3 separate regions of the Homo sapiens genome follow, and all the other regions are linked to region 2. Evidence: chromatin loops called from intact Hi-C (ENCODE). Cell type or tissue: ascending aorta. All regions are shown on one strand.

The links. Hi-C counts contacts between places; a loop is a spot of excess contacts. Peaks named below come from ENCODE experiments on the same cell type or tissue, not always from the same donor. Only the 100,000 strongest peaks of a DNase experiment are listed, where the experiment ranks them.
Region 1: a loop joins it to region 2, with 3 times the contacts of the local background. A loop is called at or near these places in 1 of 110 quality-filtered maps.
Region 3: a loop joins it to region 2, with 2.6 times the contacts of the local background. A loop is called at or near these places in 1 of 110 quality-filtered maps.

What each region holds. Positions count from the first base shown.
Region 1 is chr15:34,050,885-34,058,884 of GRCh38, reverse strand. All of the region lies in intron 2 of CHRM5 (cholinergic receptor muscarinic 5), which reads right to left. It also overlaps a transcript of AVEN not described here. Among named protein-coding and RNA genes, the nearest start is that of AVEN, 16 kb to the right of the region's middle. In ascending aorta, no CTCF peak of the experiment used is centred here; no DNase peak of the experiment used is centred here; H3K4me3 peaks cover 591 bases; H3K27ac peaks cover 3,565 bases.
Region 2 is chr15:34,790,879-34,798,878 of GRCh38, reverse strand. It overlaps ACTC1 (actin alpha cardiac muscle 1), which reads left to right and starts at 3,330. Exons shown (of 7, transcript NM_005159.5): 1 at 3,330-3,373; 2 at 4,049-4,199; 3 at 5,310-5,634; 4 at 6,310-6,471; 5 at 6,598-6,789; 6 at 7,584-7,765. The coding sequence starts at 4,071. The region is part of intron 2 of GJD2-DT (GJD2 divergent transcript); the gene reads right to left. RefSeq lists an enhancer at 1,712-2,183. In ascending aorta, a CTCF peak has its summit at 3,474; DNase peaks (open chromatin) are centred at 2,949, 3,308 and 4,757; H3K4me3 peaks cover 4,280 bases; H3K27ac peaks cover 6,162 bases.
Region 3 is chr15:34,868,410-34,876,409 of GRCh38, reverse strand. It overlaps AQR (aquarius intron-binding spliceosomal factor), which reads left to right. Exons shown (of 35, transcript NM_014691.3): 28 at 404-475; 29 at 1,546-1,733; 30 at 2,411-2,582; 31 at 5,488-5,658. Among named protein-coding and RNA genes, the nearest start is that of ACTC1, 77 kb to the right of the region's middle. RefSeq lists an enhancer at 1,059-2,258. In ascending aorta, no CTCF peak of the experiment used is centred here; no DNase peak of the experiment used is centred here; H3K27ac peaks cover 1,990 bases.

The DNA of each region.
Region 1 (8,000 bases), 740 kb after region 2:
TGGACTATGGGAACTAACATACCTACATTTCTATGACTTTGTATATTATATTGTGTCAAAAAACAAAATTAAAACAATTGTAAAGATCTCAGTTGGCTTTATTTGTGATTCTAGAATCAGGCAATTCTTCATTTTGTGAAATAAATGTTCTGATGAGCTGACCAGAAGAATTTGGCTTTATAGGCAGAGAAGGCCTGAAGAAAGCAGAAGCAAAGAACAAGGGTGTATTAGTTACTTCCAGACAGAACAACAGAAAATAACTGGTTAGTTAACATCAGGTTACTTCAGGCTGTGTGTGTGTGTGTGTGTGTGTGTGTGTGTGTGTGTGTTAGAATTAAAGCAGAGAGAACTTCCTTATTATGCTGATTGAAGATTTATAGTGGCCTGTTTGGGAAATTGGCTCTCTCTCTCTCCTGATTTCTCAGGTCAAATAACAACTTAGTTTAGGTTTGTTGACTTGGAACTTTAGTATGGGTGGCTCCATTTTGATTTTTATTCTGGTTTGTTGGAGCCTAGTTCAAGAGCTTAGTCCAAAACAATGACCTCCTGTAATTTTTTATTTATCAATAGTGTGATGGTTAATTTTATGTGTCCACTTGGTTAGGCTACAGTACCCAGTTGTTTTGTCAAACACCAGTCTAGATATTGCTGCGAAGGTATTTTCAGATATGATTAATACTGAAATCAGTAGAATTTAAGTAAAGAAGATTACCCACCATAATGTGGGTAGGCCTCATTCGATCATTTGAAGGGGTTAAGGGAAGACTGAGGTGCCGAATGAAAAGAGCAAGGAATTCTGTCACCAAACTGCCTTAGAACTCAAGACAGCAACATTGATTCCTGCTGGATTTTCCAGCTTGCCTGCAGATTTCAGATTTGCTAGCCCCTACAATCATGTGACCCAGTCCTTTAAAATAAAAATAAATCTCTCTCTCTCTGATAAATGGAATAAGCTCTTTGCTAAAAGGGAAAAGAAAATAATTTACAGTGGTAACATCACCTCACAATCATATCACAATTTGGCATTGGTCAGCTTCAGATTAAAAACCTAGTTCCATTACTTGCTGTATGACATTAATTAATTTATTAGAAACAAGGTCTTGCTCTATCACTCAGGCTGGAGAACAGTGTCACCATCATAGCTCACTGAAGCTGGAACCCATGGCCTCAAGCGATCCTCCTGCCTCAGCCTCCCACGTAGCTGGGACTACAGGTGTGGGCTACAACATATGGCTCCAACTTACTGTATGACTTTGGACACATTACTTAACCTGAGTCTCAGATTTTAAACTTTGAGGTGGGGATAAAAACAGTCCTTACCTCATAGGATTGTTTTAAGTATTAAATGAGATAACCCATGTTGTATTCAGCCAGTGCCTGACACAAGGGAATGTTCACTACAAAGTAGCAATCCAGCAACAAGAGCATCAAAATGACTATTCTGGCTGGGCACAGTGGCTCATGCCTGTAATCCCAGCACTTTGGGAAGCCGAGGTGGGTGGATCATGCGGTAAAGAGATCAAGACCATCCTGGCTAACATGGTGAAACCCCGTCTCTACTAAAAATACAAAAAAAAAAAATTAGCTGGGCGTGGTGGCATGTGCCTATATTCTCAGCTACTCAGGATGCTGAGGCAGGAGAATCGCTTGAACCTGGGAAGCCGAGGTTGCTGCAGTGAGCCAAGATCATGCGACTGCACTCCAGCCTGGTGACACAGCAAGACTCCACCTAAAAAAAAAAACCAAAAAAAACCAAAACTCTTCTCCTGGTAGGAATGAGCCTGAGGCATGGTTATTAAGGGACAGGGTAAAATAATAAGGCAATATTTTCACGACCACAAACTGGCTCTTTTAGATGCTTTGTGGTGCTAACACTGGATTGCAGTGGTGTGATCATAGTTCACTGCAACCTCAACCTCTTGGGCTCAAGGGATCCCCCCACCTTAACCTCCTGAGTGGCTGGGACTACAGGCATGTGCCACAATCCCTAGCTAATTTTTTTCTGGTTTCATTTTGCTTTGAGATAGGGTCTCGCTATGTTGCTCAGGCTGGCCTTGAACTCCTGGCCTCGAACTCCTGGCCTCAAGTGATCTGCCTGCCTCAACCTTCCAAAGTGCTGGGATTACATCACACCTGGCCCTTCCTCTTTAGTTTTTTTGGTGGGCGCTCTACCTCTAGGAACATAACAAACTGCTCCCAATCATTCAAGCAGAACAACCTTGAGGAGAGCCGAGGCTAACACAGTCTTCCTCAGAGTCTGCTCATAGACTAGGACTACTTCAAATGCATGATTGAAAAGGTTTCATGATCTGATAAATTGAGAAAATACCATGTAGTATGTAGAGCTCTCAAAGATTCAGAAGACACATTAGCCTAGTGAAAGCTGGGAGGTTCTGCAGTAGAGAACATTACTTAATTTGGCTTAACACAGAGGTAGCTTAGCTTATCTAGCCTTTCTCAGAGGAATGTCTGTTAATATCCTGTGGAATCCATGAATCACATTTGGGAAATGCATTTTAGTAAAAAACAATGAACTAGGAGTATGGAGTAGGAGTTCTAATTTCGGCTAAAATCTTGTGATTTGAGACAAGCCATGTATTCTCTCTGGGCCCCAGTTTCTCCATATATGGAATTAAGAGACTGGAATTAATGGTTTATCCTTTAAAATGCTTTCAGGCTCTTCTTATAGGCTCACAGTAGAAAACACTGGAAACTATTAATTTTAGCCCTCAACTTTCTTCTATTCTTAACTAGGGAAACGGCAGTTACTTAGCTGCTTTGGAAGTTAGTGTAGTGAAAACAGCCCTCAGCATATTTTGAGTTCCTGGCTTTCTCATCTGTTAAACACGTATAACAATACCTGCTTAGGCTGGGTGTGGTGGCTCACACATGTAATCCCAGCACTTTGGGAGGCTGAGGTAGGCAGATCACCTGAGGTCACCAGGATTTTGTAATCAGTGTGTCTCAAAATTTAATATGCATATGAATTACCTGGATAATCTTGTTAAATTGTAGAAGGGTGGGACTTGCATTTCCACATTTTATTTATTTGTTTATTTTTATTTATTTATTTATTTATTTTTTGTGACAGAGTCTTGCTCCGTCGCCCAGGCTGGAGTGCAGTGGTGTGATCTCGGCTCACTGCAAGCTCCACCTCCCGGGTTCACACCATTCTCCTGCCTCAGCCTCCTGAGTAGCTGGGGCTACAGGCACCCGCCACCATGCCTGGCTAATTTTTTGTATTTTTAGTAGAGACAGGGTTTCACCATGTTAGCCAGGATGGTCTTGATCTCCTGACCTCATGATCCGCCCACCTCAGCCTCCCAAAGTGCTGGGATTACAGGCATGAGCCACTGTGCCCAGCCTATATTTATTTTTTTGAGAGAGTGTTTCACTCTGTTGCCCAGGCTGGAATGCAGTGGCGTGATCACAGCTCACTGTAACCTCTTCCTCCCGGATCCAGGAGATTCTCCTGCCTCAGCCTCCTGAGTAGCTGGGACTACAGGTGCACACCACCACACACAGATAATTATAATTTTTTGTATTTTTAGTAGAGATGGGGTTTAATCATGTTGGCCAGGCTGGTCTCAAACTCCTGGCCTCAAGAGATCCACCCACCTCGGCCTCCCAAATGCTGGGATTACAGGTGCGAGCTACCGGGCCTGGCCTTGTTTATTTACTTTTTTTTTTTTGAGACGGAGTTTCACTCTTTCTGCCCAGGCTGGAGTGCAATGGTGTGATCTCGGCTCACCGCAATCGCCGCCTCCCGGGTTCAAGTGATTCTCCTGCCTCAGCCTCCTGAGTAGCTGGGATTACAGGCATGTGCCACCATGCCCAGCTAATTTTGTATTTTTAGTAGAGATGGGGTTTCTCCATGTTGGTCAGGCTGGTCTCGAACTCCTGACTTCAGGTGATCTGCCTGCCTTGGCCTCCCAAAGTGCTGGGATTACAGGTGTGAGCCACCGCACCCAGCTTATTTACTTTTAAGATGTTTTAAAATTGTTTTCAAGCAACCATTTGTTCCTTTTTTTCCCAACATTTATCTTAAGTTCAGGGATACATGTGCAGGAGGTGCAGGTTTGTTACATAGGTAAACGTGTGCCAGGGTGGTTTGCTGCACACATCATCCCATTACCTAGGTATTAAGCCCAACATCTATTACCTATTCTTCTTGATGTTCTCCCTCCTCCTACCCTCACCCCCACAGGCTCCAGTGTGTGTTGTTTCCCTGGATGTGCCCTTGTGTTCTCTCATCATTCAGCTCTTACTTATAAGTGAGAACATGCGGTGTTTAGTTTTCGTTTTCTGTTCCTGTGTTAGTCTGCTCAGGGTAATAGCTTCCAACTCCATCTATGTCCCTGCAAAGGACATAATCTTGTTCCTTTTTATGGCTGCATAGTATTCCATGGTGTATCTGTACCACATTTTTTATCCAGTCTATTGTTGATGGGCATTTAGATTGATTCTATGTCTTTGCTATTGTGGATAGTGCTGCAGTGAACATACACATGCATGTATCTTTATGATAGAATGATTTATAGTCCCTTGGGTATATACTCAGTAATGAGATTACTAGGTCAAATGGTATGTCTGCCTCTAGGACTTTGAGGAATTGCCACACAGTATTCCACAATGGTTGAACTAATTTACACTCCCACCAGCAGTGTAGAAGTGTTCCTTTTTCTCCACAGCCTTGCCAGCATCTGTTGTTTTCTCGAGTTTTAATAATAGTCATTCTCACTGGCATGAGATGGGATCTCATTGTGTTTTTGATTTGCATTTCTCTAATGATCAGTGATGTTGAGTTTTTTTTTCACGTTTTTTGGCCGCATGTATGTCTTCTTTTGAGAAGTGTTTGTTCATACAGGTTCTTTGCCCACTTTTTGATGGGGTTGTTTTTTTCTCATAAATTTGTTTATGTTCCTTGTAGATTCTGGATATTAGCCCTTTGTCAGATGGATAGATTGCAAAATTTTTCTCCCATTCTGTAAGTTGTCTATTCACTCTGATGATAGTTTCTTTTGCTGTGCAGAGGCTCTTTAGTTTAATTAGATCCTATTTGTCAATTTTTGCTTTGTTGCAATTGCTTTTAATGCTTTCATCATGAAATCTTTGCCTTTGCCTATGTCCTGAACGGTATTGCCTAGCTTTTCTTCTAGAGTTTTTATAGTTTTGGGTTTTACATTTAAATCTTTAATTCATCTTGAGTTAATTTTTGTATAAGGTATAAGGAAGGAGTCCAGTTTCAATTTTCTGCATATAGCTAGCCAGTTCTCTCAGCACCATTTATGAAATAGGGAATCCTTTCCCCACTGCTTGTTTTTGTTAGGTTTGTCAAAGATCAGATGTTTGTAGATGTGTAGTTTTATTTCTGAATTCTCTATTCTGTTCCATTGGCCTACGTGTCTATTTTTGTACCATTACCATGCTGTTTTGATTACTGTAGCCTTGTAGTACAGTTTGGAAGTAGGTAGCACGACACCTCCAGCTTTGTTCTTTTTCCTTCGGATTATCTTGGCTATATGGGTTCTTTTCAGTTCCATATATATATATATATATATATATTTTTTTTTTTTTTTTTTTTTGAGATGGAGTCTCACTCTGTCACCCAGGCTGGAGTGCAGTGGCATGATCTTGGCTCACTGCAACCTCTGCCTCCTGGGTTCAAGCAATTCTCCTGCCTCAGCCTCCTGAGTAGCTGGGACTGTAGGCACCCACCACCATGTCTGGATAATTTTTGTAATTTTAGTAGAGATGGGGTTTCACCATATTGGCTAGGCTCGTCTCAAATTCCTGATCTCAAGTGATCTGCCTGCCTTGGCCTCCCAAAGTGCTGGGATTACAGGTTTGAGCCACTGCACCTGGCCTGGTTCCATATGAATTTTTAAGTAGTTTTTTTCTAATTTTGTGAAGAATATCAATGGTAGTTTCATGAGATTAGCATTGAATCTATAAACTACTTTGGGCAGTATGACTATTTTCATGATATTCATTCTTCCTATCCATGAGCATGGGATGTTTTTCCATTTGTTTGTGTCCTCTCTGATTTCATTGAGCATTGGTTTGCAGTTCTCCTTGAAGAGGTCCTTCACTTCCCTTGTTAGCTGTATTCCTAGGTATTTTATTCTCTTTGTAGCAATTGTGAATGGGAATTCATTCACGATTTGGCTCTGTGCTTTCCTGTTGTTGATGTATAGGAATGCTAGCAATTTTTGCACATTGATTTTGCATCCTGAGACTGCTGAAATTGCTTATCAGCTTAAGAAGCTTTTAGGCTGAAATGATGGAGCTTTCTGGACATAGAATTATATTATCTGCAAACAAAGATAATTTGACATCCTGTCTTCCTATTTGAATATGCTTCATTTCTTTCTCTTGCCTGATTGCCCTGGCCAGAACTTTGAATACTATGTTGAATAGGAGTGGTAAGACAGAGTACCCTTGTCTTGTGCTGGTTTTCATGGGGAATGCTTCCAGCTTTTGTCCATTTGGTATGACATTGGCTGTGAGTCTGTCACAGGTGGCTTTTATTATTTTGTGGTATGTTTTTTAAATACCTAGCTTATTCAGAGTTTTTAATATGAAGGGATTTAAATTTTTTCAAAGCCTTTTCTGCATCTATGGAGATAATCATGTGGTTTTTTTTCTTTAGTTCTGTTTATGTGATGAAGTGCATTTATTGATTTGCATATGTTGAACCAACCTTGCATCCCAGGGATGAAGCCAACTTGATTGTGGTGGATAAACTTTTTGATGTGCTGCTGGATTTCATTTGCCAGTATTTCATTGAGGATTTTTGCATCAGTGTTCATCAAAGATGTTGGCCTGAAGTTTTCTTTTTTTTGTTGTATCTCTGCCAGGCTTTGGTATCAGGATGATGCTGGCTTCATAGAATGAGTCAGGGAGGAGTCCCTCCTTTTCAATTTTTTCAGATAGTTTCAGTAGGAGTGGTACCAGCTCTTTGTACCTGTGGTAGAATTCTGCTGTAAATCTGTCTGGTCCTGGGTTTTTTTTTTCTTTTTTTGGTTGGTAGGCTATTTATTAGTGCCTCAATTTCAGAACTCATTATTGGTCTATTAAGGGATTCAGTTTCTTCTTGGTTCAGTCTTGGGAGGGTGTATGTGTTCAGGATTTATCCATTTCTTCTAGATTTTCTAGTTTACGTGCATAGAAGTGTTTATAGTATTCTCTGATGATTGTTTGGATTTCTGTGGGGTCAATGGTGATTTCTCCCTTATCATTTATGATTGTGTTTATTTGATTCTTCTCTCTTTTCTTCTTTATTAGTCTAATTAGTGGTTTATCTATTTTACCTATTTTCAAAAAACCAGCTCCTAGATTTGTTGATTTTTGAAAGTGTTTTTCTTGTCTCTATCTCCTTCAGTTCAACTCTGATCTTAGTTATTTCTTGTCATCTTCTAGCTTTGGAATTTGTTTGCTCTTGATTCTCTAGTTCTTTTTGTTGTGATGTTAGGTTTTTAACTTGAGATCTTTCTAGCTTTTTGATATAAGCATTTAGTGCTATAAATTTCCCTCTTAACACTGCTTTAGCTGCATCCCAGAAATTTTGGTACTTTGTCCTTTGTTTCAGTTTCAAAGAACTTCTTGATTTCTGTCTTAATTTCATTATTTGCCCAGGAGTCATTCAGGAGTAGGTTGTTCAGTTTCCATGTAGTTGTGTGGTTGTGAGTGAATTTCTTAATCTTGAGTTCTAATTTGATTGCGCTGTGGTCTGACAGACTATTATTATTTCAGTTCTTTTGTATTTGCTGAGGAGTGTTTTACTTCTGATTATGTAATCAGTTTTAGAGTAAGTTCTGTGGGTGATGAGAAGAATGTTTATTCTGTTGTTTTGGGGTGGAGAGTTCTATAAATATCTATCAGGTCCACTTGATTCAGAACTGAGTTCAGGTCCTGAATATCATTGTTAATTTTCTCTCTCAGTGATCTGTCTAATATAGTCGGTGGGGTGTTAAAGTCTCCCACTATTATTGTTTGGG
Region 2 (8,000 bases):
ACTTTTGAACTCTGTATTCCTAAATGGTTAAGATAGTAAATTTGATATATGCATATTTTACCATAATTAAAAAAAAATCTAGAATGTACCAAAGAGGAGATGTCATTTTTTTCTTCTTTGTTTTGTAATTTTTTTTGAGATGTCATTTTTATATGCTTAAAAAGCCAATCTCAATTTTCAAATTAAGTGGATCTGTAAAAAGTAGTTTAAATAAAACTCAGTCATGAAATCTTACTTTCCTGTTGGTTTACATTTTAAAATATATAAAATAGGGTTCAAAGTTTTTAAAATGTGGAAATCAAGGCCAGGCTTGGTGGCTCATGCCTGTAATCCCAGCACTTTGGGAAGCTGAGGCTGGCAGATCAGTTGAGCCCAGGAGCTTGAGACCAGCTTAGGCAACATAGTGAAACCCCGTCTCTTCAAAAAATACAAAAATTAGCGGGGTGTGTTGGCATGTGCCTGCAGTCCCAGCTGTTTGGGAGGCTGAGATGGGAGGATCAGCTAAGGTGGGAGAATCGGCTAAGGTGGGAGGATCACCTGAGCCTGGGAGGTTGAGGCTGCAGTGAGCCCTGATTATACCACCGCACCTGATTATACCTGGGTAACAGAGGGAGACCCTGTCTGAAGCAAACAAACAAATACATAAAAATAAAATAAATAAAATGTGGAAATTGAGTGGTAATACAAATAGTAAATATCAAACAATCATAAATTTTTAAGAAATAAGCATTCGTTCTTGCTACACACATAACACATATGAAAATACACTGTTTTGAGTGTTAGGCAATGAAATTGAGCGGAATAGGAAACACATTTTTCAAACATTTTAAGGGTGAATATTGTTTCACAAAACTGCTGTTGTGTCCTGCACTGTTCTACTGGCCTCCCACTAGAGCCAATGGTCCTGAGATGAGGGGGCTGGAAGTGGCCTCCTAGATCCCCGAAGCCTGTGCGAAGGACAAAGGTCAATAATCATGGTTTTCCATTCCTGAGAGTCTTTGCACCTATAGCAGTCATAGTGGGAGTCTCTCACCAGCCACTCCCATGCAGAAACTCTTTCTCTCACACAAATGTTCATAAACTTCAGTTCTGCTCTACTTTTAAAAACGAACAACACATCCTGGGGAAGGCTTTCTCGGCAACTCTTTCAGACCTCCATTCCCTTTTTGTGACTATCCTGCTGATACCTCTTCTTCCCTCCCAGTTTGTGCCATAGCTGTCTGACTTTTCTGTAATTGCCACGGAGGATGAGTCCTGCTCTGTTTTATTTATCACTGAATCCTTAACTAGCACAGTTCTTGTCCTGCAAAGATTTGCTGAATCAATGAAGAATGAAATCAACCTGATTCTTTAAAAGGCAGAGCTACTACTGCCTCCAAAAGTATCATTATTACACATACAATTTGCTTTGTATCTTCCATATTACTTACAGCATTTGTTTCTAACTATTACAATACACAATAACTTCTGCAACAAGTGTTATGGTATCACTTTTGAGAGGGAAAACTTGGGGCTTGGGAAGGTTAAGTGTCTTGCTCAAGACCAAACAGATAGTTAGTAAGTGATAAAGGCAGCATTTGAGCCCAGTTCTGTCTGGCTCTGACACCAGTCCCATTTCTCCTTTTCCTTGGTTTTTCTATATTTTCACGAGACAAGGCAGTTCTACTCTTGGCATCCTGTCAATAAACATTTTCACTGTAAAATGCCTGCTGTGCTGCACAGAGTAATCTCAGCCAGGTCTCTTACCCGACCCCACCACACAGCTGCCCATCGCGTTTCTTCTCCAGACCAACCCAAACATGGTTGGGGAGTTCAGAGGGGAGGGCCCAGCATTCCCCAGTCGGGACAAGTATCTAATCAGCAGGCCTCCTCAGCATATCAGCCCAAGACCACTCTAGAGAGAGATGCCAGTGCCCAGTTTTCTATTTTTAACTGGTGTGAACTGGAGGAAAAACACAAGCATTAAAAATCAAAGCTCCAGTCAAGAACTGAGAATGCAGGGCACCCCAGGGCAAACTAGTGATCTGTGTCCTTCTTACATCTCCCTCTTCCTTCTCCCTCTCCTCATTTCATGTCATTTTTCTTTTTCCTTCTCAAAAGTTCAAGATCCTGCAAAATCTGTTTTCCACAGAGGAGATGATATCTGTCATTTATGCCAATGCTTCTCACACTTTAATGTACATACCAAGCAAATGAGGATCTTGCTGAAAAGCGGATTGGGATGGCTCTTGAGATTGCATTTCTAGCTCATTTCCAGGTTATGACAATACTGCTTGTCCATGGGCTGCACTTTGAGTAGCAAGGATTGGTGTAGTCCTATAGTTTAAGTTGTTGCTATGTTCTCCATCAAAGTATTTGCCTTTGCAGTCTTGTCTCCACCTGGAGTGAGGGCCTCTGCCCCCAGTTTAAAGATGCTCATCTCCCCACCATCAAGTGGGCAAGCTACTTTTGGCATTTGTTCCTTTATTCACTTTGGCAGCAGGGGATCCTTTTCTGGCCTGAAGACCAGAGTCTGAATTTGAGCAAAACCCTGCAGCATGGATGAGGGCTACCCAATAACTGGGCTGGGGTAAACCTGGTCCCTTCTCCAGCAAGACTTGGCCAAGCTCTCACAGAAACCCTTTTCTGACTCTTCCCTGGCCAGACCCTGATCCATGCATGGGTTGGAACTCGGGTGGCCTTGGTTAATCTCAGCTTTCTGACCTAGATGAGCCCAGCACCAGCTCTCTGAGTAAAGCCATTCAGGCTGGCGGGGACTAGACCAGAAGGGTGCCCTGTCCTGGGTGCCCCTTTTGCAGCCACTCAGATGTGCTGCTGCGGTGTCCTTTGTGCTGGTGGCAGCCCTGGAAGATGAGAAGCCGCTGTTGCTCCCCTGCTGCCCTGGCCCAGCTGTCAGGACCCCTCAGCAGAGGGCAGGGCGCCAAGCCTTCCCACTGCATGTGGCTTATTGTCCCCAAGGCTGGCAGGGCTGCGGAGGACCGAATCCACAGACCATCCAGGGAGCACCCACACCCCAGAAAGGGGGAGGGGTGGGCTGGCGTCACTTAGTCTTCCCCTGCCCCCTACCCTTCAGCGCCTGCCCCTCCCCAGCTCCCTATTTGGCCATCCCCCTGACTGCCCCCTCCCCTTCCTTACATGGTCTGGGGGCTCCCTGGCTGATCCTCTCCCCTGCCCTTGGCTCCATGAATGGCCTCGGCAGTCCTAGCGGGTGCGAAGGGGACCAAATAAGGCAAGGTGGCAGACCGGGCCCCCCACCCCTGCCCCCGGCTGCTCCAACTGACCCTGTCCATCAGCGTTCTATAAAGCGGCCCTCCTGGAGCCAGCCACCCAGAGCCCGCTGCCGCCGGAGCCGAGCCGACCCGCCCCGCCGACGGTGAGTCAGCGCCCGGCCCTCCGCGTTCACTCCTCGCCTGGTCCGCGGGCCGCGCCGGACGCCAGCCCCGCGCCGCCACCTGGCCAGCCCGGCCCGCATTCAGCCAAGGCCCCAGCTCCTGCCGCTCTGCGACTGCCTTTTTTTTTTTTTTTTTAAAGCCCACACTTTTTGATTTGGTTCTAACTTGTTTTGTCCTGGGCGTTGGTCCTCGCAGGACCTCGCAGGGGCTCTAAGAAGGGGAATTTTGTGGCTCCCCAAGGGGCTTTTGGGTCCCTACTCTCGTGCGCTTTCCCCTCCATCTGGGGCACAGGCATGGCGATATGGACAGGGCTGGAGATCGAGTTCCCAGTTCGTGAAAAGGAAGAAAGTTAAAGGGCTGGGGAGGACTAAGGGGCTGGGTTTCTTGGGTCCCTCCTTGCACCTGGCACCCTAGCTGGAACTCCTGGCCAGGGAGCCTGGGTGGATTCCTCTGCCCTTCTCTGTCCCCAGTCTCCTCCGCGGCTTCTTCCCTCCCTTTTATGATTCGAGGGGAAGGGAGGTGGCAGGAGTGTTCCCCGCCCAACCCCCTGTCCAGTCCCCACAACCCCCTTCTGCTCTGTCCTGTCCTCTGGGTGCGGAGAAGGCCAGCTGCACAGGCAGCTAAGCGTGGTCCGCCCTCCCCTCCTCAACCTGCAGAACCCCCTGAAGCTGTGCCAAGATGTGTGACGACGAGGAGACCACCGCCCTGGTGTGCGACAACGGCTCTGGGCTGGTGAAGGCCGGCTTTGCGGGCGATGACGCGCCCCGCGCTGTCTTCCCGTCCATCGTGGGCCGCCCGCGGCACCAGGTAAACTTCCCGCCGAGCCCCCCGTCCCACTCGGGACCCCTTCAGTCCAGCGATCTAGGAAATGGCTCTCACCTGACCCTCTTGTTCGATGAACTCTTTAGGCCAAATTAAGAGAAGGCTGATTGACTTCAAATCCAAGCCAAGGCAAGCAATACTCCACAAAACCCCAACATACTGAGGAATGTACACCTGAGTGGCACGCCTCTAAAAGGGTCCCACTCCCTGGTGTGAAAGCCACCTGCTTCTCTCCACTAATGGCCTTTTGGACTTTTAGTCTTTAGTGTCTTCTCTGCCTTATACACTTCATTTTCTTCCTTGTCCTCTCTTTTCAGTCCTGTTTAAAACTTCTAACAATATCACCTCTCCCAACCAACCAGGACCAAATCCACATTCCTCTCTCATGTTCACAGCCAGTTTACAGGGTTCCCCAAAGGTGTAATCAATCTATCTCCTTCCTGGCTGTTGCATTTTTAGAAGCCAGGCGTGACAGAGGCAGCAAGTGCCATGGTGATAGTGACATACCACCTCGTTTGTTAAAAGACATGCCATGCTCTCTGGGTTTGTCACATGCCTGGCCAGACAGGCTGCCAAGCAGGAGAGCTTAGTCCTCAGAGCTGGTGAATGACTCCAGAACAGCTCTGGACAGGCTGAATTTCACTGTTGGAGTGAGGATGGCATATCAGCCCATCATTATGTGTTCACTTGAATGTCAAAATCTTTTTCTTAGGAGAAATACAATGTGTCATTAATTCAGTCATTCCAAAATGCAGTCATCTATATTCCAGTTGACATGGGTGATGAGCTTAATAACTTAATGAAGGCATATGATATTTTTAAGGTGAGGTGAGGCTCTGCTTCTTCAGTGGAATAGCTTCATTCTCTCCTGAGTTATATTCTCAACAATAGAATTATACATCTTTGGGGGAGTGGGGAGAAGGTAGAAGATTGATTTTTAAATAATTCTTCTAAATTGGGGTAAAATCGTATTGCTTGTTATTTCTGGTATTTAAATATGTTCCTTGACTTGGGCAGTTAGATATAAATGGACAAGACACTGATTATATTCCTGACATGGTGAGAGCATGATTTTCTCATTTTTTCTTCTCATAGGGAGTTATGGTGGGTATGGGTCAGAAGGACTCCTACGTAGGTGATGAAGCCCAGAGCAAGAGAGGCATCCTGACCCTGAAGTATCCCATCGAGCATGGTATCATCACCAACTGGGACGACATGGAGAAGATCTGGCACCACACCTTCTACAATGAGCTCCGTGTGGCTCCCGAGGAGCACCCCACCCTGCTCACAGAGGCCCCGCTGAACCCCAAGGCCAACCGGGAGAAGATGACTCAGATCATGTTTGAGACCTTCAATGTCCCTGCCATGTACGTGGCCATCCAGGCAGTGCTATCCCTGTATGCTTCTGGCCGTACCACAGGTATGCTGGGCTCTGGGGACAGTTACTGATGAATCACATTCCCAAGTCACCGACCTTGCTGTGAATCAGATCCCCCAGTTGAAAAAGGGATAATCCCTTTCCTCCCATTCCCTAGCAAGGTCTGTGCTAAGAGAAAGAGTTAACAGTAGTGCCCTGAGGTTAGTTTCGGAGCACAATTATTGTTGGAGCTGATAGCTTGTGGAGATAGGTCCTTCCCTCATTTAAAGCTCAGCGCAGTGTAGCAGCTTGGAGTGCAGCAGTCATTGTTATGTGTTTAAACCATCACATCACCTGGGCAAGCATCCCCAAGGAGAATACATTCCATACAGGGTCTGAGTCAAAAGAGAGAGAAACGTGTAAGTTCAATAGGAGCAAAGAAAAACACCCTTGGGTGCTTACATAATGTGCTCGTGGCTGACAAGAAAGATGGTCATTTGAAAGTGTCCTCGGGAATTTTTTCTACTATAATAGTTAAAAAGATGAGCTGCAGTTTGCTTCAGATTTAGTATTCCTGATGCGCATTTTTATTCTTTGTGTGTAAGGAATCTAATTTTATCTGGATCAATGCCCATTGCTAGCATCTCTTAGCCAAGATTGGAAGCGGGCTTTGCCGTGGCTAGAGCAGTGGTGTTGTCCTCAGGAATTTACCTTGTTCTTGTCTACTTCCCCGGGCAGGCATTGTTCTGGACTCTGGGGATGGTGTAACTCACAATGTCCCCATCTATGAGGGCTACGCTTTGCCCCATGCCATCATGCGTCTGGATCTGGCTGGTCGGGACCTCACTGACTACCTCATGAAGATCCTCACTGAGCGTGGCTACTCCTTTGTCACCACTGGTGAGTGTGTGTGTCTCATCTGCCACAGTGTGGGTCTGCTTTCCTCCTCTCTCACTGAATCCGCCTACCTCCCTATAATTGACTTCTTGCTTCAGAGCATGACTGTGATACTCTTTATTTCTGTAGCTGAACGTGAAATTGTCCGTGACATTAAAGAGAAGCTGTGCTATGTCGCCCTGGATTTTGAGAATGAGATGGCCACAGCTGCCTCTTCCTCCTCCCTGGAGAAGAGCTATGAACTGCCTGATGGCCAAGTCATCACTATTGGCAATGAGCGCTTCCGCTGTCCTGAGACACTCTTCCAGCCCTCCTTCATTGGTGAGTTGTAGGGTCTGGTGCAGAGGCACGATTTTCCCTGGAAATCTTAGGGTCTCCCAGAGTAAAATCTAGAAGGCTCAAGAAGCCCTTGAGTTAAAAGAAGTCATAGTTTGGATTCCCACACAGCTCAACCTCAAGTCCTGATGGCTCATTAAAGGGGAAGTCTATGTTCTGCTCTAGTGATATAATAAAGGATGACACACTGAGTTCATCTCAAAATAAAGGATGACACAGAGTAGTAACTGAATAGCACGTATCTGCAGGAAAAGGGCTAGTTCACAAGAGCTGACTTATTCCCGTAAGTTTCACTACCAAGTAGCTGGACTTTCCAAGTTCCTCATCATTAAATGCAATAACATTCCTACTCATATTAATAACTGGGCACTTATATGTCAACAAATATCCTTCCTAAGCAATGCTTTCCATAAGGAACTTTGTCAGGATCTGATTTAAGTCCATAAACAAAAATTACATTCATTTTAGTTTAAACGTGTATCTTTTCCTTTTCCAATACATCTTCATACATCTGAGAGTTTCAGGAGGTGTTTACTTGAAACAGGTGCTAAGCACAGTTGCTCCTTTCTTGGCATTGTATTGTGGATTAACTGTGAGGCACCCATTCCACCCTGCAGTGTGTCTTATAGGGGAACATATGTTTCAGAGACAAATGGTGACAGCTCCCCCACACAAAGAAGTTCTGTTCTCTTCCCTCTACCTTGACCTGAATGCACTGTGATGTGTGTGTGTGTGTGTGTGTGTGTGTGTGTGTGTGTGTGTGTGTGACTCGTTCCCAGGTATGGAATCTGCTGGCATCCATGAAACAACTTACAATAGCATCATGAAGTGTGACATTGATATCCGCAAGGACCTGTATGCCAACAATGTCTTATCTGGAGGCACCACTATGTACCCTGGTATTGCTGATCGTATGCAGAAGGAAATCACTGCTCTGGCTCCTAGCACCATGAAGATTAAGGTAAAGAACTTTTGTGAGTGGGAGATCCGAGGCAAGTCTTGGTATTCTAAGCAGAACTACGTTCCAAATTCCTTTTCCCTCATACTCAGTTTCTTGTCTCCTACAAACTTTACCTGTTAGCTTTTCTACCACTTTTTCTGATTTTCTTAGCACTTTTCCCAAGATAGGTAACTTCCAAAATGCTTTTAAGCAGTGAATAAAAATAAATCTTTGACAAAAAAAAGACACACACACA
Region 3 (8,000 bases), 78 kb before region 2:
AAATTATCCCAAAATGCTACCAGAGTAAGAGTACCAAAGGGAAAGACTTCATATATAATTATAAATTGATGCTTTCTGATGTAGAAATAAAGAACTAAATTGAAAAGAACCAAACTGGCATTGCAATTCAAGAAATGATATACAAGATCTTTTCAATGTAAAGTTGTATATTTAGGCGGCTTTCCTGAAGTCAAATACTTGAATTGGAAATGCAGAGGCATAATGATAAGTAAGACCATGAAGTTTCTGTTTGAATAATGTGTATGTTGTTATTTTTATCTGTCTGAATAATTTGTATGTCGTTTTTATCAGAAATTATTTGGGGTTTTTTTGATGATTATGTTTATGATGGTAGTTGTTTGACTTTTAAGCTGTCTTTATGACAAGATTTCCTCTTTCTTAGTATGACAACATTTTGATGGAAGAGGCTGCTCAGATTCTGGAGATAGAAACTTTTATCCCTCTTCTTCTACAGGTAAGAAATATAAGATCTGAGGCAAAGAAAATAGAGTTCTAAGAATGCTGAGGACAGCATCAGAAAGTTGTACAGTTTGGGTGTGCTGATTGCCATAGTTATGTATTTTCCTTAACTTCATTATGTTTGGTATTCTATTTTAAGCCTGTAAACTTTCTTGAATCTATTCACTGGCTATTTAGTAGTTGTTTTGCTTCGAGAAGTACTATTTAAAATTTCATAGTCTATTTCTGTAGTTTTGAAAAGATTTAGTAATTTTAATCAAGAAAATTACATTGTTGTGCAGTTTGGTGGGAAGATGAGCTGTTTCTTCATTTCTTTTGTTATAATTGTTTGTAGAATTATTTTTTTCATTTTCACTGAGTGCATTGCTTTTCTTTATGCCTAAGTTTTTGAGCTAAATTGTGCTATTTAAGAATTTTTTTACTGTAAAATATTCTTTACTATTGAAGCATTAAAAACAAAATGTGGAATTCCCAACTTAAGGATAGAGACCACTCTAATATGCAGATAAATTGAGTTCCAGAAGTTGTTTTTATAAGTGAAGCTACTTGGAACTTGGAATGTATTCTATCAGGATATGTTTCAAGGAACTAGGAGACATATAGAGTAGGAAATTGAAGTAGTAGTGTAGATAATTAAAGAAGGTAGTTTTTACTGCTTTGGTGGGTTCAGAATTGGTCCTCAGCTAATTGTGAAACATGTTTATTTCGCATCTTTCCATTTCTCTTCTTGGGCTTCTGTTTCTTTCTGTGTGCTCGTTACCTAATGCCTGACCTAATCCTTCCAGCCTTCTTTGGATTACCCTGCCTATTAAAGTAGGGTAATTCCATGCTTGCCTTCTAAATACCTCCATTCTCCCTCACCCACTGTCACCCAGGAGCAATAACGTCCATAATTGGTTCACAAATTGTTCTGTAAATTTGCTAGACTCCTGTTTGTGGAGCTGGTAAAGTTTGGTAATTTGTAAGATAAGGAAGCTGTTTGATGAAGACTGAGTCTCTCGGGTAATAAATTGGAGACAAGAGGATAATAGAGTATTTTGCCATTTCCTTACTTTTCATTTCTAGAATCCTCAGGATGGATTTAGCCGACTAAAACGATGGATTATGATTGGCGATCATCACCAGTTACCTCCAGTTATTAAGAACATGGCCTTTCAAAAGTACTCAAACATGGAGCAGTCTCTCTTCACTCGCTTTGTTCGCGTTGGAGTTCCGACTGTTGACCTTGATGCTCAAGGGAGAGCCAGAGCAAGGTAAAAGAGACAGGAAAAAAAATCATTCCCATTTAAGGACATTTGTTCCATGATCCAAGTATTTGTGAATAGCTTTTGTGTAGACTATTAGCATTCTTGGCTATCCAGGAACTTGGCTATCCATAAATCCAAAAGCACTTTTGTCGACTTCTGCAAGAGATGTGAATGGACCAAATAATTTATTTCCTTCATTTCATTCATTAATATTAATTTAAGTAACTTATAATCTAAAGGCTTCTTTTCATTGTCCCTTCTCCTTTCTTCATGTCCCCAAAAGATATACAGTTAATATAATTTTAAAATCTAAAAATAAAGTGAACAAGAGGAGAACACACCAATTCTTACTTCATAAAGGATGCAGGCCCCATCTCATAGTTACCCCCAAATGTCCTCAATTTTTAGTCTTCCTTGATTTTTTAATTTAAGGGATAAAGATAGCATTGACCTCAGAGAGCGTAATAGAACTCTCATTTTTGTAGTACCTTCAGTCTTCTGACCCTTGGTTACTTGAAGTAGGGAAGCTAAGGTTGAAAGAGCATTATTGCTTAAAAGATGAGCCAAAATGGCTAACATGAAAATTTAAAAGAAGCACAGAAACAGAAACCTCCTTATGTATATTAAAAGAGATTTTACACTGCTAATATTTTCTGTTTGTGGGGGAATTTGTCTTTGGAAAGCTTGTGCAACCTCTACAACTGGCGATACAAGAATCTAGGAAACTTACCCCATGTGCAGCTCTTGCCAGAGTTTAGTACAGCAAATGCTGGCTTACTGTATGACTTCCAGCTCATTAATGTTGAAGATTTTCAAGGAGTGGGAGAATCTGAACCTAATCCTTACTTCTATCAGGTAAGAAAAAATAGGAAGCTTATAAGTTTATTTTGCATTTGCTGGCTGACATATGCCTAAATCAGTGATACTTAACCATTTGGCCGTTGAGAAAAGGAAAGTTGGAACCCCACCTTACACATAGCATATGAAAAATCGATTTCAGATTGATTAAAAATACATGCACTAAAGAAACTAAACAAACTAGAAACTACTAGAAGAAAATATTAATGAATATACAGTGTTGGAGTGAGAAAGGTCTTCCTAAGCTTGTTACAAAAGCAGAAATCATAAAGAAAAATAGCGATTGGAGAAAAGATTTATTTTCAGTATTTAAAATTTATTTCAATATTTAACAAACAAGTTGAATTCTGAATATATTTATAGAACTCATAAATTGTTTTAAAAAATCAAGACTAACAGGAAAATATGAATATGCAATTCATATTTTATAACAAGTATAAATCACTGAATTACATTTTCACTTCTATAACAATGCTCAGTGTTGGGATAGGTTTGGGGAAACTTTATTCTCATACAATGCTAGTAGGAAAATAATTTGGTGGACAAATTGTCAGCATGTATGAAAAGCAATGTTCTCACATCTAGGAATTTATCCTAAAAAAATAATTGGGCAAGTTTGGAAAGACTTGTATGCTTCATGTTCATCACTGCAAATTATTCTGGAAATGAGAAACAACCCAAATATCTGTCAGTAGGGATTAATTGCATTATTACATATTCCATATAAAAGAAATACTAGATAGCCACTAAGAATGATAACATTGTATTTACTAACAGGAAGAATGTTTATGCTATATTAAGTGGAAAAAAGTTGCAAAGTATATCTACAGTATCTCATTTTAAAAAGGAGCTGCAATACATACATATAGAAATACATACAGATAATCTATACAAAATGACCTGGCAGCATATACATCAAAATATAGTCTTTGGTTGGTAGCATTTGGGGTTATTTTAATTTTTTTCTTTTTTTCTCTCTCTCTTTACAGCAAAATATCCAATATAGGTTGTTATACAAATTAGAGATCTTGAGTTATTCATGAAAAAGCATCATTTATCATCAGCTTAAATGTGTATGCATAGATGTAACTCATGCAGATCTTATTGTCCCTCCAAATATTTGGTTATATTAAATCAAGTTACTCTATTTGTGTACTTAATGCCTGAGAACAGATGTGACCTTTAAATGATAACTTTAAAAATATTAGAACCTAGTTCAAATCAGTGATGTTTCCTAATAGCCACCTTAGAAATTAATTATTCTATCAGTAATCAACTGATGTTTTCATTACATATTGGTTTTTTGGAATTTCTTCTTTGAGTCAGTTTCATTGCCTGAGTCATACTGTAGTATTGATTGAAACATTTTTATCCAGATTGGTTACCTGTTTTTCTTATTCATTAAGCCTAACTCTAGATGAGTTTTTAGCGATTCAAGAAATAAATATATTTTCAGATGATGATTTGCCACTATTAAATATATTTCTGGAGAGTTGAAAACACTGTCCCCCAAAATAAGAATACTATGCATTTAAGTGATAACATTTGAAGAATTAGTGTCGAGAGGGAAAGACTAGGTGGATAAATGAATAAAAGTCACTAATTTGAAGGGGACTTGACTCATTTGGAGCGAGTTCTAAAATGTTTGGTCACAATACAGTTCATGTTGTTTTATTGTTAATGCTTCATGTCTAACCTTTGGGCAAAGTACCAAATTGGGCAGTGTTAAAGAACTAGAAAACTTAAATGAACTTGTAACTCAAGCTGTGCGTCACAAAGAACCAGAATATAAATGATATTTTTAGAAGTCTTCCAGTAATCTTTCGGTTGCCTTTGCATGAAATCCAGCTTCCTTTTTTTTTTTTTTTAAATATTGTGTTTATATTCTTATTTTACTTTCTTCTTTCATCTAGTACTTTGGATTTAGTCTCTACTGAACTGGACCAAAGAGCTTTGTGTGTGGTTCCTCACCTTTAAGTTGAATAAGCCTTAGTTTTAAGCTCCTTTCTAGTCTGTAATTTAACAGTAAACCAGACTGACCAATTTGCGGTCACATCCTCATCCCACCTAAAGTGATCTAGTAGAAGTGACAACCATTACGCAGAGAACAGAAACAAAGCATACAAAAAACATTAAGAAACATGAGGAAGGAGGAAAAGCACTGTGCAAAAATTGAGTCAATTATAATACTGCTAGGTGTATTTGCTATTAAACTGGGTATTGTATTGGCTTCTTAGTTACTTTGTTCCTTTATAGTTTTGTGTCTGTGTAACTACAGTTGTGGCACATTGTATAGAATTTTTTTTTTTTTTTTTTTTGGAGATGAGATCTCACTTTGTCACCAGGCTGGAGTGCAGAGGCACGATTGAAGCTCGCCACAACCTCTGCCTCCCAAGCTTAAGCGATCCCCCCACCTCAGTCTCCAGAGTAGCTGAGACTATAGGCATGCACCACCATGCCCAGCTAATTTTTGTATTTTTAGTAGAGACAGGGTTTCACCATGTTGTCCAGGCTGGTCTCAAACTCCTGGACTCAAGTGATCTGTCTGCCTTGGCCTCCCCAAGTGCTGGGATTACAGATGTGAGCTACCATGCCTGGCCAGAATAGTATTAATCTATATTGTGATTGTTATGGTCTTAGGAATATTAAGCCTTTAAGTTGGTAAGTTTTATTTTAGGATTGTTCCATGTATTGCAAATTAAAAGTTTGTATTTATCACTGTTAATGTAGCATAAAATTATCCCTCAGTTTTATGAAAGGTACTCACTTATCCAAGTTACTAAGTCTTCACTTCTTGCAGTGTGCAAAGTGAACAAGTTTTGCTTATCTAGATGAGATATTTTCTCTATAAAATTGAAACAAAAGCAAATGAATGCACAGTCTGATTATGTTTGCATTACAGAATCTTGGAGAGGCAGAATATGTAGTAGCACTTTTTATGTACATGTGTTTACTTGGTTACCCTGCTGACAAAATCAGTATTCTAACAACATATAATGGCCAAAAGCATCTTATTCGCGACATCATCAATAGACGATGTGGAAACAATCCATTGATTGGAAGACCAAACAAGGTACTTTTATAATTATAATATGTTCTCTTATTCATCATTTTGGCAAGATGGAAAGGTTTATATTGTTCTGCTTTGCCTCTTTGCTATCTCTTTTTAAGATATTTGAGAAAATGAAATAATGGGAACTATAAATAACTCTCTGACAGTCTTGCTGGTTTGATGTGACTTTCTATCTCAGCTACCACATAAAAGATATTTATTGATGGTAAAAGAAATGTTTCTGAAACTTTTTGTTCATAAAATGATATATAACAAAATTACATTATAATATGTGTACTGTTACAAGGAGTATGTTTTGCTTTGCAGGGGTATAATTTAGACTGCTTTTTATTGTGTATAGGGGGAGGTTGTCTTGGGAATAAGGGAAGATTGTAAAATGTATTCAGACCTTGGGATTTTAAAAATATATATATTTTTTATGTAATCAAAAATGCATAATATCAAATAAAATGATGATTCTTTCATTAATGAAGGGTAGAATACATTAGAAAAAACATAAAGATAATACTAATGATAAAATTAGGACTTTGGCTATGAACATGGCTATGTAAAAGCTCACCTTTTTTGGAAATTATGCAAATGTAACAGGAAAATGAGAAAAAGAGGGGACAAACTATTTTTATAGACTATCTGTGCAGTAGCAGAAGAAAAGAGGGCCTTTTGTTATGAAAACCGTCCAGCCTTCAGAAAACAGCCTTGCTCACCCCATCTTCATGTCTCCCACATAGCTAATCTAAGAAACTTACTTATTCAGTGATGAATAGTATAAAGGGAACTAGCACAAGCTCAATTTATAGGAAAAAATGAAGAACAGCAAAACATAGATAGGATACATGCTCCAGAAACCATGTTGGCCTGGAAAAGATGAAATTTTCAAATATACATTTTGCTGTAAATTGGGAAATACTTAATGAAGTAACCATATCTTTGAGGAAAAGCTACAAAGCAGAGAAATGTAAGAACTCAGAAAGAGATGAAATGTAAGCTGGAAGAAAATAAAATCAGAGGAATGAAAACAAAATCAAAAGGAATACAGGGAAGAATAGACACTGCACAGAATACTTCATAAGGAATAGAGTGAAACTGAGAAACTAATAATTTTGCAAGTTTAGAAATAGAAGGACCTCAATATTTGAGTCCTTTTACAGAAAATCTTACTCAAATAATAAGGAAAGTTACTTTCTCTCATAACAAGATGGAAATAGGGTGGTTCCAAGGTTGGGTTACAGGGTAGCTCAACGATGTTATTCTGCCCTGCTAATGTCAGCATGTGAGCCCAGTTCTCCACATGGTCAGAGTGGCAACAGAATTCCCAGGTATAATATCCACACATAACAACAAAGGACGTATATCCAGAATATATGAACTCCTATAAAAGTTATTACTAAATAAGGCAGACCAATACAAAATGGGCAAATGACTTGAACAGACACTTCACATAAGGAAGACCTACAGGTAGCCAATACGTCATGAAAAAGTGCTTACCATCATTAGTTGTCAAGGAAATAGAAATTAAAGCTACAATGATATACCACTACCTACCCAAAAGAATGGGTAAAATGATGAAGATTGACATTATGACAAATGTTGGCAAGGATGTACAACAACTGAAACTCTAGAACTGGGGTTCTAGAGTTTACACATTGCTGGGGAATGTGTAAAGTGGGATAACAATTTTGGAAAAGTTTGACAGTTTCTTATAAAGTATGCACTTACTGTACAGCTCAGCAATTTCACTCCTGCATATTTATTCAAGAGCAATGAAAACATGTCCACAAAAATATTTGTACATGAATATTTATTGCAGCTTTATGCAAGATAGCTTCAAACTAGAAACAGGCCAACTTTTCATGAAAAGGTGAGTGGACAAAACTGTGGTATATTTGTTCAGTGAAAGAATACTCAAAAAGGTATGAATTTCTCATGTACACATACATGAATATATCTCAGAAACATGCTGATTGAAAGAAACAGGACACAAAAGAATATATCCTTTTGATGCTATTTTTATGTAATTCTAGAACTGGCAAAAAATAATCTGTAGTGACAGAAAGTAAATCAGTGGTTGCCTGGGGCTGGGGGATGCAGATTTGACCAAAATGGGGCCTGAGATGATGGACATTTTTATTGTGGTGGTGGTCACATGGGAAAATGTATTGTCAAAATTCATCAAATTGTACACTTGAACACATTTTATTGTGTATAAACTATACCTCCATGTAGTTGACTTAAAAAGTGTTTTGTAAACTTCCTAAAGATAGAGAGACTATAAATTACAGTATCTGCAGGGTAAGCAATAAACTTTTTGTCAAATTGATGAAAAGATAAATGTCTGAGTTGCC